Linked DNA regions of Homo sapiens: region 2 is linked to region 1. A link is an interaction called in ENCODE POLR2A ChIA-PET data of the cell type or tissue named here. Cell type or tissue: PC-3. All regions are shown on one strand. Links, peaks and the distances in the headings refer to the core of each region. The heading gives the core; the rest is flanking DNA. Region 1 overlaps TJP1 (tight junction protein 1). Region 2 has its middle 26 kb from the start of TJP1.

The links. ChIA-PET counts read pairs that join two places held together with the same protein. Peaks named below come from ENCODE experiments on the same cell type or tissue, not always from the same donor. Only the 100,000 strongest peaks of a DNase experiment are listed, where the experiment ranks them.
Region 2: POLR2A ChIA-PET joins it to region 1 with 9 read pairs; 2 of 35 experiments call an interaction of 5 or more read pairs at or near these places.

Annotation. Positions count from the first base shown.
Region 1 is chr15:29,784,686-29,793,030 of GRCh38, forward strand. The region is part of intron 2 of TJP1 (tight junction protein 1); the gene reads right to left. Among named protein-coding and RNA genes, the nearest start is that of TJP1, 34 kb to the right of the region's middle. In PC-3, for the core only: no CTCF peak of the experiment used is centred there; no DNase peak of the experiment used is centred there.
Region 2 is chr15:29,844,770-29,853,114 of GRCh38, forward strand. It overlaps a transcript of TJP1 not described here. Among named protein-coding and RNA genes, the nearest start is that of TJP1, 26 kb to the left of the region's middle. In PC-3, for the core only: no CTCF peak of the experiment used is centred there; DNase peaks (open chromatin) are centred at 4,742, 5,112 and 7,642; H3K4me3 peaks cover 331 bases; H3K27ac peaks cover 3,929 bases.

The sequences.
Region 1 (8,345 bases), core at 262-8,261:
ATTGTCTTTATGATCTCATCCTAAGGAATCTAATAATATTCTGACAATCAAAATGACGAGATACATGGATAGGACTGGTGATAAGCATCACATATATACTGTACTTATTTATAACACCAAGATTAAACGAGGATTAAAGGGTTAAATGATGTAACAGCTATATGATCTAGATATGGTAAAAACCATTTTAAAACAGAGAAATAAATGATAGCATGTGCAAAAAAAAATTTTTACTGTTTCCAGTAATCAAAGTTGACAGAGGTAGATTACTCTGAGGCAATAATATGCTCTCTGTATTAGACTTACTAAGAGACTATCATGGTACCTTCCCAAGGGGTTTTCAAAAGAAATGGAAAATGTGCCATTTTTTTCTCATCTATCTTCAACGTAAAAATTGTATAGTTCTGCCAAGACAGTTGATTTTTAAAAGTATGTTTACATGAGAAAATGTACAGGATAACTTTTAGCTTCTGGGGATGGAAGAAAGAGCATCAAAGACTTGCCGTATTTCAAACTTTTGAAACCTTAAGCAACCATGAGCAGCAATAACTTCTGTGTTTATATGTCTACGCCTGGCTAGACAACTGAATTTATGTTAGAACTTGGAAACAGGGTCCTGGAATTTTTTCAGTTATGTGTCCTGTTTTACTGGACACTAGCCATGCCCATTCCTTTACATATAATTATGACTGCTTTTGCACTGAACAGTTCCAACAGGGACCTTGTGGTGCACAAAGTCAAGCTATTTACAATCTGGCCTTTCACACAAAAGGTCTGCCCACCCACTGGTTAAAGTATTTCTTGGTTCCTTAAAAAAAAATTCCTGAAAGTTGCTCCTGTTTCAGAAATAACTGCTTAATTTATTCTCCAAAGATTCCTCTCTGTTCCTATTGAATATGCCCAATTACCTACTTAAGGATTCCACTTGTTGCCTTTTATTTTATTCTTCCATTTTTCCATATTAGGCTTGTACAATCCGCTAATTATAACTTTCCTCACTAATTCTAGTCTTACTTTTCTCCTCTTATTCTTCCTATTAACCTTTCAATGGAATTTCAATGAACATTCAATGGAACCTGTTCTAGCCATTTGTTTTCACAGTGGCCACTGAGATCACAGAATTTGAAAACCAGATGGAGCCTCAGCAATTGTCTGTTCCAGCTCCCTTCTTACAGCTGAAGTCAGCAGGCCTGGGTCCTGTGTGTCTCTATACTACTTGCCAATCATGACCTTATGGAAGACCTCCACAGATTTGAGTTCCCTCATCTGAATAAGAGAGATTTTAATGTTATCAACTTTAATATACTTTGATTCCATGGGGATCCCAAGAGATTTAAAGGCCTTTTCAAAATTAGTTAGTGGTAAGCCCAAACAGATTAGAAGTCACAAGATCCAAGCACTGCAGATTTTCTACCAACTTGGTAGTTCTCAAAATGCTGTTCAATCTTCTATGACTGTCAGATTGATTCGGTTTTTTAACAGTTATGTCCCTTGGCTAGTCAAATTGTGTGTGTCTTCCTGTTTATTCTTACTCTCATTCTTTTAGTTCTGATACCCAAATCATAGTTTTCATTTCTCATTCCTGTTCCATTTTCTTATTTCCAGCTTCTTACAGAATACCTCCAAGTCCCCTTCTTTAAGACTGTCATTTTCTCTATAAAATTAGCCTCACCACCAATGTTCTAAACAAACATTGGCTCCTCTATTGCCAAATTACCTACCCTTTATTTTATTTACTTTATTGCATGTATAGAGAGACCTTTGTTTAGTTTATGTGAATTACATGAGTTCTTAATTTCAGAAATTATGTTCCATAAACTTTTTGTTTTTTAGAGACAGGGTCTCACTCTGTTGCCCAGAATGGAGTGCAGTGGTGCAATCACAGCTGACTGTAACCTCAAACTCCTGGGTTCAAGTGATCCTATCGCCTCAGCCTCCTGAAGTAACTGGGACTACAGGTGGACACGACCATGCCTGGCTAAATTTTTTGGGGGTGTGTAGAGATAGGGTCTCACTATGTTGCCTCCACTGGTCTTGAACTCCTGGCCTAGAGTGATGCTCCTGCCTTGGCCTCCCAAAGTACTGGAATTACAGGTGTGAGCCACTGTGCCAGCCACATTTAAAAACTGTAAATTAAACGTGACATATAAATGGAAAGAGCACTGTATGCTGAGTCCAAACCTGGGTTCAAGTTCTCGCTCTTAAGGGGCATTTTACTAGACCTTTCTGAGACTTACCTTACTTCACATGGTTAACACCTACTTCACAGACAAATATAATGAAGGGTCTGAAAAACTTATAATGTACTAAGTACAAACAATAGCCTTCTACCAGATAAAGGGAGTGTATCTTAGATTACATGTTTGCTTCAGCTTAAATACTTTATCAGACAGCAGTTTGGAGCTGCTTGACCGATAAAATTCCTTTTATCACTTTACTGATATATAATTCATATATCATAAATTCACTCTTTAAAGTGTATGATTCAATGGTTTTTAGTATGTACACAGTTGTAACCATCACTGGTTACAGATGGTGCCAGGACAGCTGGTTAACCACATGCAAAATAATGAATTTGGACCCCTACCTCACAACATCTACAAAAATTAAGTTTAAAGAACCATAGGTCTAAGTATAAGAGCTTAAACTCTAAACCTCTTTGAAGAAAACACAGGAATAAATCTTCATGACCTGAGTTAGGCAACAGCTTACTGAATATGATGTCAAAAGTATAAGCAACAAAAGAGAAAACACATACATTGGACCCCATCAAAATTTTATAACATTTTCACCACCCTAAAAAGAAACTCCGCATTCTTTAGCCATCATCTCTCAATCCCCTAGCCTCATCAACCACTAATATAACTCTCTATTCACCTATTCTGAATACTTCTTATAAATGGAATCACATAATATATGTTCTTTTATGACTGGCATCTTTCAGTTAGCATAATGTTTTCAAGGTTCATCAATGTTGTGGCATGTATCAGTACTTCATTTCTTTTTATTGCTAAATAATATTCCATTCTATGTATATATCATGTTTATTCATTATTCATCAGCTAATATAGCCAGATCTATTATGAATAATGGTGCCATTAACACTCATGTGTAACTTATTATGTAGACATTTGCTTTCATTTCTCTTGGGTGTATACCTATGAGAGGAATTGCTATGTCCCATAATAATTCTATGAGGAATTCTCAAACTGTTTTCTACAGCAGCTGCACCATTTTACAGTCCTATCAGCAATGTACAAAGGTTTTAATTTCTCCACATCCTTGCCAACCTTTATTGTCTTTCTGAGTACAGCCATCCTAGTGGGTGTGAAGGGGTATTTCACTATACTTTTTGATATACATTTCCTTGAAGGCTAATGATACTGAACATCTTTTCATGCATTTATTGCACATTCATACATCTTCTTTGAGGAAGTATCTATTCAAATCATTTGCTATTTTTCAACTGATTTGTCTTTTTATTGTTCAGTTATAAAAGTTCTTTATATATTCTAGAAACAAATCCCTTATCAGATGTATGATTTGCAAGTATCTTTTCCCATTCTGTGGAATATCTTCTCACTTTCTTGATGGTGTCCTTTGAAGCACAAAAGTTTCTAATTTTGATGGGGTCCAATGTATCTGTTTTCCCTTTTGTTGCTTATACTTTTGACATCATATCCAATAAACCATTGCCTAACCCAGGTCACGAATAATTATCCCTGTGTTTTCTTCAAAGAGGTTTAGAGTTTAAGCTCTTATACTTACACCTATGGTTCATTTAAACTTAATTTTTGTAAATCTTGTGAGGTAGGGGTCCAAATTCATTATTTTGCATGTGGTTAACCAGCTGTCCTGGGTCTGTTAATGACTGTTCTTCCCTCCAGTGCATTGCCTTGGCACCCCATCCCAAGTTTACCTCTTATGCAATCACCTCCCTAGTTTAAACACTCACTGGCTCACCCTTAAAATTACCTGACTAGTTTCCTTGCTTTCTATACTCATCTTTTAATACTTTAGTATACAAATATTTAATCTTTTACATAATTCTATTTTAGAAAATGAAAAAGCAGAGTAACGACGAGCAACTCATTCCTGAGGAATTCACTTCATTTCCCAAAGAATTAGAAAAATGTATGCATTTTCTAAGGGCGAGTATCTGAAAACTAAAAAGGTGTGGGTGTGTTACAGCAGCAGGAGAGGTGAACACATGTGGTTACCATCTGAAGCTACACACCTACACTAATACGATAAGCATCAGACTTGTGACTATTAAGCACTTCAAAAATGGCTAGTGTTACCTGAAAGGTGCTGACATTGAAAAGTGAACAATTTTGTAAGATCAACTCATCAATTTTTAAACTTATCACATGTTGAAATATATTTTGTGCATACTAAATAAGACCTATTATAAAGTTAGTTTCACCTGTTTTTCTTTTTTTTTACAGTTTTTAATAAGAAGACTAAAAAATTTAAATTTACATATGTGGTTTATATTATACTGCTACTGGGCGGTGCTGTTGTAGACCTCCCAAGAGTGACTTTATTCGACATGGTTAGTGTCCTAGGGAATTAAGTTTTTTGGGGCAGAACTAGGTACCAAGCACTAAGGAGATAGAAAACGGACTTAAGATTTCCAACCCTTGTGAAAGTTATAATGTAGTAGGAGATGGGGTAAACAACTATCTGATGTACATATTCAACTGTCACTGAGGACCAGTAGAGAGATCAGAATCCATGAGGAGGCAAATTCTGCCTGTTTTTTTCTGATATAATTCCAGGGCCCACAAGAGTACAACAGTGCTTGGCATACAGTAGAACACTAAAAAATTACTTAGTCTTTAAGAATGAATAGGGTTTCAATGGTTTCTAGAAATATAAGATGAAGAAAATATCTTCTGGAAATACAAATGAAAGAATGAAGCATATATTATTCTAGACAGTAAATAGCAGAAAATGTTAGGTTCTCATCAATTAAATGGCTTTTTTATAACATTACCTCCAACTTTCATAAAATTGACTGTCAGATGTCAAAGAATATGGATTTGTCTTTATTTGGCAATACAGAGTATCTATACTCCAGGTTATTGCCAAAAGAATACAGTTTCAAATTATCCCCTTCACTTACTACCACTGCCAAAAGCCCACTTGCTCACCTCAGAGAGAACAAGCTTTCTGATTCCTCTGTGTTTCTTAAAAGTGGGATGCCAGAGGCCATAGCCCTCCATTTCAAACTGAAGCCTATTTAAAATACGTGTTAGGGATCCCAGCCCAGACAAACTGAGTAAGAATCTCTGATGGGCAGGGACTGTGCAGTTGATCCCTCTTTACAATAAAACCTGGAGAGCCACTGCTCTAATCAGCAGTCAGCACACTATGGCCCACAGTTGGAATACAGCCACATTCGTTTGCCTGTTGTCTATGGTTGCTTCTACAATACGGCTGCAGGGTTGAGTAGTTTTGACAGAGATTTATGGTCTGCAAAGCCTAAAATACTTATTTACTATCTGGCTCTTTATATAAATACTTTGCTGATCCTGCTCTAGATAGTCTAAATTTTATTCGGCATCATCTTAGAACACCAAACAACTAAGACAGTTGAAAGTACCATTCTGTAGCCTCAGAGAATGAAGTCAATTAAGTTATGCTTTGGCATAACTCAGCTCCCACTGGCAAGACTTTTTCATTGTCCAAAGATTTTAAAAATGTTTTTATTTTTAATTATTATAGTAAACAGTAGTTGTATATATTTATGGGATCCACATCATACATTTTGATACAAGTATAATGTGTAACGATTAAATCAGGGTAACTGGGATATTCATAACCTCAAGTATTTATCATTTCTTTGCTGTTACGAACATTTCAATTCCACTCTTCTAGTTACTGTGAAATACACAATAAATTAACGATAGTTGCCCTATTGTGCTACTAAACACTGTATCTTACTCCTTCTAACCATATTTTTGCACCCATTAACCAAGTCTTCCATCCCTACTTCCCTACCACCCTTCCCGGTCTCTGGTAACCATCATTCTACTCTCTGTCTCCGTGAGTTCATTTTTCTTTTTTTTTTTTTTTTTAGTTCCCACGAGTGAGAAAATGTGGTATTCGTCTTTCTGTGCCTGGCTTATTTCATTTAACGTAATGTCCTCCAGTCTCATTTATGTTGTTGCAAATGACAGGATTTCATTATTTTTTATGGTTGACTAATATTCCATGGAACATATTTACATTTTCTTTATCCCTTCATCAACTGATGTACACTTATGTTGATACTATAACTTGGCTATCACGAATAATGCTGCAATAAACATGGGAGTGCAGTTATCCCTTTGATATACTCGTTTCCTTTTTTTTTGGACGGAGTCTCACTCTGTCACCAGGCTGGAGTGCAATGGCGCGATTTCGGCTCACTGCAATCTCTGCCTCCCGGGTTGAAGCAATTCCCCTGCCTCAGCCTCCTGAGTATCTGGGACTACAGGTGCACACCACCACATTTGGCTAATTTTTTGTATTTTAGTAGAGACGGGATTTCTCCATTTTGGTCAGGCTGATCTTGAATTCCTGACCTCAGGTGATCCGCTCACCTTGCCCTCCCAAAGTGCTGGGATTACAGGCATGAGCCACCGCACCCAGGCCTTTCTTTGGGATATATACTCAGCAGTGGAAATGCTGGATCATATGGTTGCTCTATTTTCAGTTTTTGAGGAGCCTCCATAATATTCTTTTTTTTTTTTTTTTTTTTTTTTTGAGACAGAGTCTGGCACTGTTGCCCAGGTTGGAGTGCAGTGCAGCAATCTAGGCTCACTCCAAGCTCCACCTCCCAGGTTCACGCCATTCTCCTGCCTCAGCCTCGCGAGTAGCTGGGACTACAGGCGCCCACCACCACGCTCGGCTGGTTTCACCGTGTTAGCCAGGATGGTCTCGATGTCCTGACTTCATGACCCACCCACCTCGGCCTCCCAAAGTGCTGGGATTACAGGCGTGAGCCACCATGCCCGGCCTCCATGCTATTCTTCATAGTGACTGTACTGGTTTACATTCCTATCAACAACGTATAAGAGTTCTCTTTTTTCTGCCTGCTCACTAGCATTTGTTATTGCCTGTCTTTTTGATAAAAGCCATTTTAACTGGGATGAAATATTTCATTATACTTTCGATTAGTATTTATCTGATTAGTGATGTTGACCATTTTTTCATATACCTGTTGACCATTTACCCATATGTCTTCCTGAGAAACATCTATTCAGCTCTTGTGCTTCAGATCTTTTGCCCATTTTTAAATTGGATTTCTTTTTCCTATCGAGTTGTTTCAGCTCCTTACATATTCTGGTTATTATCTCATCAGTTGGGTAGTCTGCAAATATTTTCTTCATTCTGTGGGTTGTTTCTTCATTTTGTTGACTGTTTGTTGTGCAGCAGCTTTGAGCTTGATGTGATCCCACTGTCCATTTTGTTGTGGTTGCCTGTTCTTTGGAGGTCACACTCAAGAAACCTTAGCCCATACCAATGACCTTTAGTGTTTCCCAATGTTTTCTTCTAGTAGTCTCATAACTTCAGGTGCTTAATCCATTTTGATTTGTTTTAGTATACGGCAAGAAATAGGGGTCCAGTTTCATTCTTCTGCATGTGGATGTCCAGTCTTCCCAGCACCATTTATTGCAGACTGTCCTTTCCCCAATGTTCTTAGTGGCTTTGTTGAAAATGAGTTGGAGGTAAATGTGTGGATTTTTTTCTGGGCTCTCTATTCTGTTCCACTGGTCTGTGTCTGTTTTTATGCCAGCACCATGCTATAGCTCTGGAGTATAATTTGAAGTCACATAATGTATGTAATGTGATTCCTTCAGTTTTGTTCTTTTTGCCCAGGATTGCTTTGCCTACTCTGGGTCTTTGTGGTTCCACAAAAATTTTAGGATTGTTTTTCCAACCCTAAAACATAATTCTGTGAAGAATGTCATTGGTGTTTTGACAAGGGTTGCAATGAATCTGTAAATTCCTTTGGGTAGTGTGGACATTTTAACAACACTGATTCCAACAATACTGAATCCATGACCATGGAGTATCTTTCCACTTTTTGGTGCCGTCTTCAATATCTTTCATCAGTGTTTTATAGTTTTCATTGTAGAAATCTTTCACTTCTTTGGTTAAGTTTATTCCTAGGTATTTTATTTTATTTTATTTGTAGCTATTGGAAATAAGATTATTTTCTTGGTTTATTTTCTAGATTGTTTGCTCTTGGCATACAGAAATGCTGCTGATTTTTATATGCTGACTTTGCATCCTGCAATTTTACTAAACCTCAGTTCTAACAGTTTTCTGGTAGAGTCCTTAGGTTTTTCTAA
Region 2 (8,345 bases), core at 346-8,345, 60 kb after region 1:
GATCAATCTGGACTTAAGGAGAAATATTCAGGTTGGAGGTACAAATAATCATCAATTTAAGATGCTATTTGAAGCCATGAGGAGGGGCTAGCTCACAAAGCAGGGTGCAGATACCAAGAAGAGATCCAAGACCAGGCTTTGGGCATGCCAATGGTAAGAGGTTTGGGAGAAGTGGCAATGGTGACTAAGTTTGAGTGGACAGTAAGACAGAGTATGGCATCTTGGAAGCCAACTGCAGAACATGTTTGAAAAAGGAACTGATTGACCGTGACCTGTGTCAAATGCTATTGTTAGGCTAAGAAGATGATAACAGAAAAATGACCAAAATGGATACTCCCAAGCCCTCAAACAAAGTATGCTAAAGCAGTTTTTAATGTTTTAATAAGGTCTTAAGTTTAAGATGAGAATTTGCACAAATATTTATATCCTCTCCTAAATCTCACTAAAATGACCCTAAAAATAAGAAAGGATAAAGACAATATTGGTCAGGCTATGTCTCTTCCTCTCTCTTCCCTAAACTCTAAACAGATGCTGGGATTAATTCAAAGATGGATTTTCCAGCTTAAACTGACTATTCATCCCAGGAAATCCAGAGGAATGGAAGCCCCAGAGATACAAAAGGAAATACGAAACCTCCCAGGACTCCAGCAGGTTTGTGAGGAGATAACAATATAGGTGGAGTGACAAGAAGACACACATAAAAAGTCAAGCAAAATAAAGAAGACAAATGTCAATTTACAAAATAAATTGTACTGGCTGGGCGCAGAGGATCACACCTGTAATCCCAGCACTTTGGGAGGCAGAGGCGGGCAGATCACGAGGGCAAGAGATCGAGACCATCTGGCCAACATGGTGAAACCCCATCTCTACTGAAAAAAAACAAAAATTAGCCGGGCGTGGTGGCAGGCGCCTGTAGCCCCAGCTGTCGGGAGGCTGAGGCAGGAGAATGGCGTGAAACCGGGAGGCGGAGCTTATAGTGAGCTGATATAGCGCCACTGCACTCCAGCCTGGTGACAGGGCGAGACTCCATCTCAATAAATAAATAAAATTAAATTAAAAAGTTGTACTAATAATCTAACATAGTTTTCACTATTCTATTACAAGGCAGCAGAGAGTGCTGGCTCACCAGTGGCCAGGGGGAGGTCAACATTCACATGGATTACCATGAGCTTCTCAATTCCCAGTCTTATCTCCATTCCCTCTCAGCTACACATATGCATGGGCACACAAGGGACTTCTCCATCATCCCAAACTGCCTCCTCCCCCAACTCACTGCACTCACACCTCCTAACCACACACACTTAACTCCTATCTTTGCGTCTTTCTTCTCTTGCCTCCTGACCCCTCCAATGCATTCTCTACACTGCACTCAACTGATCTTTAAGAGACCCATCACCATAACCTCTCCTGCTTATAATCCTGCAAAACTGAAGCCCACATCCTTAATATGGCCTACAGCTCCTGCAGATCAGACCTTCCTCCCAGGCTTGTCCAATGTCTTTCCATTCACTGCGATAGCCCCAGTGAGGGTCCCCCCAGTTCTAGGATGGCACCATGCTCCTTCCCAGCTCAGGCCCTGCACCTATGCTGCGCCTTTCATTGCCTTCTCCACCAGTGCCTGACATGGCACATTAGAAAGCTTTCGGTTAATAACTACTTCTCTATTCACTTGCTGATTTGATATCAGGGAGTTACACACAAGAGAAGGGAGACCTGGATAAAAGGGGGAAATGACAAGCAGAGAGAGCAAAATGATCAGTTTATTCACTCATTCTAGACATATTGAAGAGGTTAGGGAGGTCCAGGTAAATTGGAGCAGTGGAAATCTTAAAGAGCCAGGGGTCAACATATCAGCCCTACAAAAGAAAACAAGGGGCCTGATGCGGTGGCTCACGTCTGTAATCCCAGCACTTTGGGAGGCCGAGGCGGGCGGATCACGAGGTCAGGAGATCGAGACCATCCTGGCTGACATGGTGCAACCCCATCTCTACTAAAAATACAAAAAAGTTAGCCGGGCCTGGTGGCGGGTGCCTGTAGTCCCAGCTACTCAGGAGGCTGCGGCAGGAGAATGGTGTGAACCTGGGAGGTGGAGCTTGCAGTGAGCCGAGATGGTGCCACTGCACTCCAGCCTGGGCAACAAAGCGGGACTCCGTCTCAAAGAAAAAAAAGAAAGAAAGAAAGAAAACAAGGGCTGAGATCAAGGAAAATGGTCTGAATACATATCAATGCCTGATTCAAGTAATGTTTGGAAGAAATCAGTAAATATTTATTGAACACTTACTATATGCAAAGCAACATAGTACAAAACGATACATAGTTTACTTTTGTTTACTTGTTTATTTAATTTTTTTGAGACGGGGTCTTGCTCTGTCACCCAGGCTGGAGTACAGTGGCATGATCACGGCTCACTGCAGCCTCAAACTCCTGGGCTCAAGCAATCTTTTCCTCTCAGCTTCCAGAGTAGCTGGGACCACAGGTGCGCACCACCACACCCAGCTAATTTTTGTATTTTTTTGTAGAGACGAGTTTTGCATGATGCCCAGCCAAGAACCAGCCTTTTGATTTTTTGCTTTTTTCTTTTGTTTTCCTATTTTTAATTCTATTAATTTCTGCTCTTTATTATTCCCTTCTTTTGCTTGCTTTGGCTGATTTTGCTCTCCTTTTTCTAGGTTCTTGAGGTAGTAAATTAGGTTACTGATTTGATGCCACTCTACACTTTTAAAGTAAGCACTTGGGCTGGGCCCAGTGGCTCACGCCTGTAATCCCAGCACTTTGCGAGGCTGAGGTGGGCGGATCACGAGGTCAGGAGATTGAAACCATCCTAGCTAACAAGGTGAAATCTCATCTCTACTAAAAATACAAAAAATTAGCCGGGCGAGGTGGTGCGTGCCTGTAGTCCCAGCTGCTCGGGAGGCTGAGGTAGGAGAATGGTGTGAACCCGGGAGGCGGAGGTTGCAGTGAGCAGAGATCGCGCTACTGCACTCCAGCCTGGGTGACAGAGCTAGACTCTGTCTCAAAAAAATAAAAATAAAAATAACATAAATAAAAAATAGAGTAAGCGGTTAGTGCTATTCATTTCCCTCTGATTCACTGCTATGGCTGCATCCCACATATTTTGAATATGTTTTCAACATATGTTTTTATTTCCAATTATGTGTATTTTTACATTTTCTTTGAGAAAACTTTCTCTTTGACCCATTGATTATTTAGAAGTGTTGTTTTATTTCCACGTTTAAAGCTTTTTCCTGTTGTGTTTCTGTTACTGTTTCCTAGTTTGATTTCATTGTGGCAGAGAACATACTCACATGATTACAGTTATTTTAAATTTCCTGAGGCATGTTTTATGACCCAAGATATGATCAAATATGGTCTTTCTTGGTGAATGTTCCATGAGTGCTTGAAAAAAAAAAAGTTTCTGCTGAGGGTTGGGTTACTGTTCTGCAGATGTTAATCAGATCCTCTTAGATTGTGTTGTTCAGATCTTCTTTCCCCTTGCTGATTTACTATTTAGTATTTCTCAGTTGCTGAGAGGGTGCTGTGATCCTCAACTATAATTGTGGGCTTGTCTAGGTCTCTTTACAGCTTTATCAATTTTTGTTTTGTGCATTTTTGAGGCTATGGTGTTTGGTGCATATGAACATTTATATTTTAAGTATCAGTTATATTAAGCATATCTTAAAATGCTGAAAACTCTATTTCTAGATATTATCTATGTAGACAGCCTGATACATTTTATAGTAGTAACAGAGGAAGTTGACTAGAGACAAATTTAAAAATAAAACTTTCAGTATAGATAATGCAGAAACTATTGGCTGGGCATGGTGGCTCACGCCTGTAATTCCAGCACTTTGGGAAGCCAAGGCGAGCGGATCACAAGGTCAAGAGATTGAGACCATCTGGCCAACATGGTGAAACCCCATCTCTACTAAAAATACAAAAATTAGCTGGGCATGGTGGCATGTGCCTGTAGTCCCAGCTACTTGGGAGGCTGAGGCAGGAGAATCATTTGAACCAGGGAGGCGGAGGTTGCAGTGAGCCGAGATCACACCACTGAACACCAGCCTGGCGACAGAGTGAGACTCCATCTCAAAATAAAAAAAAAAAGAAACTATTATCCCAACATATTATTTTCTGTGGTTTTTTTTAAATATATGGAGAACTGATGGTGCTACGTTTTTATAAAATACTCTTTTTCACATAAGATAAATAGAATATATAATAACTTGCTGACATATCATCAGTAAAGACTTCTAAATGATAATGTAACATCTCTGAAACATATCTTATAAACAAGAGAAAAAAAGAGTAGAACCAAAATGAAACTTTAAATTTAATTACATTAAAATTAATGTTTTGAGTAGGTTTTGTTGAATAACTAGTAGGCTTGACCCTTGGCTAAAAAATAATTTTCTTCACGAAATCTACATACAGCACTTCTACCTTTCTTATATTTGCCACATTTCATTTTGTGTTATAGTTACATGTATGTTTGTTTTAATAGTATTACTACATTGTTTGTACACAGCCACATGTATGGTATGCTGGTTTTAAAACATATATTTACAAAGTCTTAGATACTCAGCAAGTGGAGTTTATTCCACTCACCCCGCACCCCCCACTGTTTTAATGTGGGCTTAGTGACTCACTTCTTTTTAAAAACAAATTTTATTTAAAAAAAAAAAAAAAAGACCAGGCATGGTGACTCATACCTGTAATCCCAACATTTTGGGAGGCTGAGGTGGGATGATCACCTGAGGTCAGCAATTTGATACCAGCCTTACCAATATGACAAAATGCTCTCTACTAAAAATACAAAAAAATTAGCTGGGCATAGTGGCATGTGCCTGTAATCCTAGCTACTCAGGAGGCTGAGGCAGGAGAATTGCTTGAACCCGGGAGTCGGAGGTTCGGAGGTTGCAATGAGCTGAGATCGTGCCACTGTACTCCAGCCTGGGCAACAGAGAGGACTCCGTCTCAAAAAAAAAAAAAAAAGAGACAAGGTCTCATATTGTCCAGGCTGGTCTTGAATTCCTGGGCTTAAGTGATCCACCTACCTCGGTCTTCCAAAGTGCTGGGATTGTAGACGCGAACCACCACGCCTGGCCATTAGTGACTCACTTCTAACAAACAGAATAAGGCAGAAGTGATGGCGTGTCCTGCAGATTTGGTCATGCATGGCCCTGTGGGTTCCTTGTTCTCTCTTGGATCACTCGCTCTGGGGAAAGCCAGATGCTCTGTCATGAGGGCATTCAAGCAGCACCCTGGAGTGGTCTATGTGGGGAAGAACTGAGGCCTCCTGCCAGCAGCCATGTGCTGGAGTTAACCTGAGAGCAGATCCTCTAGCCTTGGATGGACCCTGGATCTAAACCTCACACCTTATACAAAAATTAACTCAAAAACGTATGACACTTAAGTATAGGTGCCTGTAGTTCTGGCTGACGTCTTGACTGCAACTTCACAAGAAGTGCTGAACCAGAACCCCCTCAACTAAGCTGCTTCTAGAGTCCTATTTATTGTGAGGAATATTATTTTAGAGACTTTGTGAAATAATAAATGTTTATTTTTGTTTGTTTTTGTTTGATACGGAGTCTCACTCTGTAGCCCAGGCTGGAGTGTAGTGGCGCAATCTCGGCTCACTGCAAGCTCCGCCTCCCAGGTCCTGGTTTAAGCAATTCTCCTGCCTCAGCCACCCAAGTAGCTGGGATTACAGGCACACGCCACCATGCCCAGCTAATTTTTGTATTTTTAGTAGAGACAGGGTTTCATCATGTTGGCCAGGCTGGTCTTGAACTCCTGACCTCGTGATCCGCCCACCTTGGCCTCCCAAAGTGCTGGGATTACAGGCATGAGCCACCGCGCCCAGCCAAATGTTTATTGTTTTAAGCCACCAACTTTTGTTATATAGCAATAAATAAATAAATAATGAAATAGGCTGGGCACAGTGGCTCACACCTGCAATCCCAGCACTTTGGGAGGCTGAGGTGGGCAGATTGTTTGAGCCCAGGAGGTAGAGACCAGCCCGGGGGGTAACAGAGCAAAACCCTGTCTCTATGAGAAAAAACAAATAAGTAATAAAATAAAATATAGGCTGGGCACAGTGGCTCACGCCTGTAATCCTAGCACTTTGGGAGGCCGAGGTAGGTGAATCACTTGAGGCCAGTAGTTTGAGATCAGCCTGGCCAATATGGTGAAACGCTGTCTCTACTAAAAATACAAAAATTAGCTGGGCATCCTGGCATGTGCCCGTAATTCCAGATACTTGGGAGGCTGAGGCAGGAAAATCACTTGAATCCAGGCGGCAGAGGTTGCAGTGAGCCAAGACTGTGCCACTGCATTCCAGCCTGGGCAACAGAGTGAGACTCTGCCTCAAAAAATACATATAAAATAAAAATTTTAAAAATAAAATAAATTATAGAAAAGACCAGCTCTTTAGGGAAAAAACAATAAAATTGATAAACCTCTAGCAAGACTGACAGAAACAAAAAGCAAGGAAACATAAAAAATATTAAGACTAAAATAAGGGATATCACTACAGACCCTACAGTCGTTATTAGTATAATAACCAAATACTATAGGCAATTTTATACTCTGAAATTTGATAACTCAGAAGAAATGGGCAAATACCTCAAAAACCACAAATAGCCAACACGGATGAAACAGGCAATCTGAATAGCCCTATTACCAATTTAAAAAACCAATATCTAATTTAAAAACTCCCAAAAGATAAGTTTCCAGGGCCAGATGGTTTCACTAGAGAATTCTACCAAACATTTAAAGAAGAACAACGCCAATAAAAATCCTTGCAAGATATTTGTAGATATAGACAAGACTATTCTAAAGCTTATATGGAAAGGAAAAGAAATTAGATTAGCTAAAACAATTTTGAAAAAAATAAAATGGAAGAAATCAGTCTTCTGGATTTCAGGACTTATTATATAGCTATGATTAAGACTATGTAGTATTGGCAAAGGGATACATATAAAGATCAGTGGAACCCAGAAATAATCCTATGCAAATATGCCTGGGAGCCAGGCATGGTGGCATCTGCCTTCTACCTATATCATATATGTCCAACTCTTTTTTCATAAAGGTGCAACAGCAATTCAGTAGAAGGATAGCCTTTTGGATAAATGGTGCTACAGCACCTGGACAATCACAGGCAAAAAAAAATGACCCTGGATCTAAACCTCATGCCTTATATGAAAGTTAACTCAAAATGTATGACACTTAAGTATTATAAAATTATAAAACTTTTAAGGTAAAAAATGAGAAAATCTTTGAGCTCTCAAGCTAGGCAAAAATTTCTTAGACCTGACACTAAAAGGACAGTTCCCAAAAGGAAATATTGATAAACTGGACATCATCAAAATTAAAAATTTTTTGTTCTGCTAAAGAGCTGTGATGAGGATGAAAAGACAAGCTACAGAATGAAAGAAAATATTTGTAAACCACATATCTGACAAAGGACTAGAATATACAATGAAGTCTTAAAATTCAACTGTAAAAAAACAAACAGCCCAAGTAAAAAATGAACAAAAGACAGACATTTCATTGAACAGGATATTCCGATGGCTAATGGACCACAAAAAGACATTCAACATCATTATTCCTCAGAGAAACGCCAATTAAAACCACAATGAGACATCACTGCATACCTGTCAGTGTCATACCTATTTGGTGACAGCACCAAGTGTGGAGAGGATGTGAAAAAATTGGATCACTTGTACATTGCTGGGAATGTGATATAGTACAGCCACTCTGGAAAACAGTTTAGCAGTTTCTTAAAATCCAAAACACGCAATTACCATACCCAGCAATTGCACTCTTAGGCATTTATCCCAGCAAAATAAAAACTTAGGGCCGGGCATGGTGGCTCACGCCTGTAATCCCACACTTTGGGAGGCCGAGGTGGGCGGATCACCTGAGGTTAGGAGTTTGAGACCAGCCTCAAAATGGAGAAACCCCGTCTCTACTAAAAATACAAAATTAGCCAGGCATGTGGTGCATGCCTGTAGTCCCAGCTACTCGGGAGGCTGAGGCAGGAGAATTGCTTGAACCTGGGAGGCGGAGGTTGCAGTGAGCCGAGATCATGCCATTGCATTCCAGCCTGGGCAACCACAGCGAAACTTCATCTCAAAAAAAAAAAACAAAAAAACTTAGGTTCACACAAAAACCTGTACACAAATATTCATAGCAGCTTAATTATAATATCCCCAAACTGGAATCAGCCCAGATGTTCTTCAATAAGTGAATGGTTAAACTGTGGTATTCACCCCATGGAATATTACTCAATAATAAAAAGAACAAACTATTGATACATGCAACAACTTGGATGTATCTCTAGG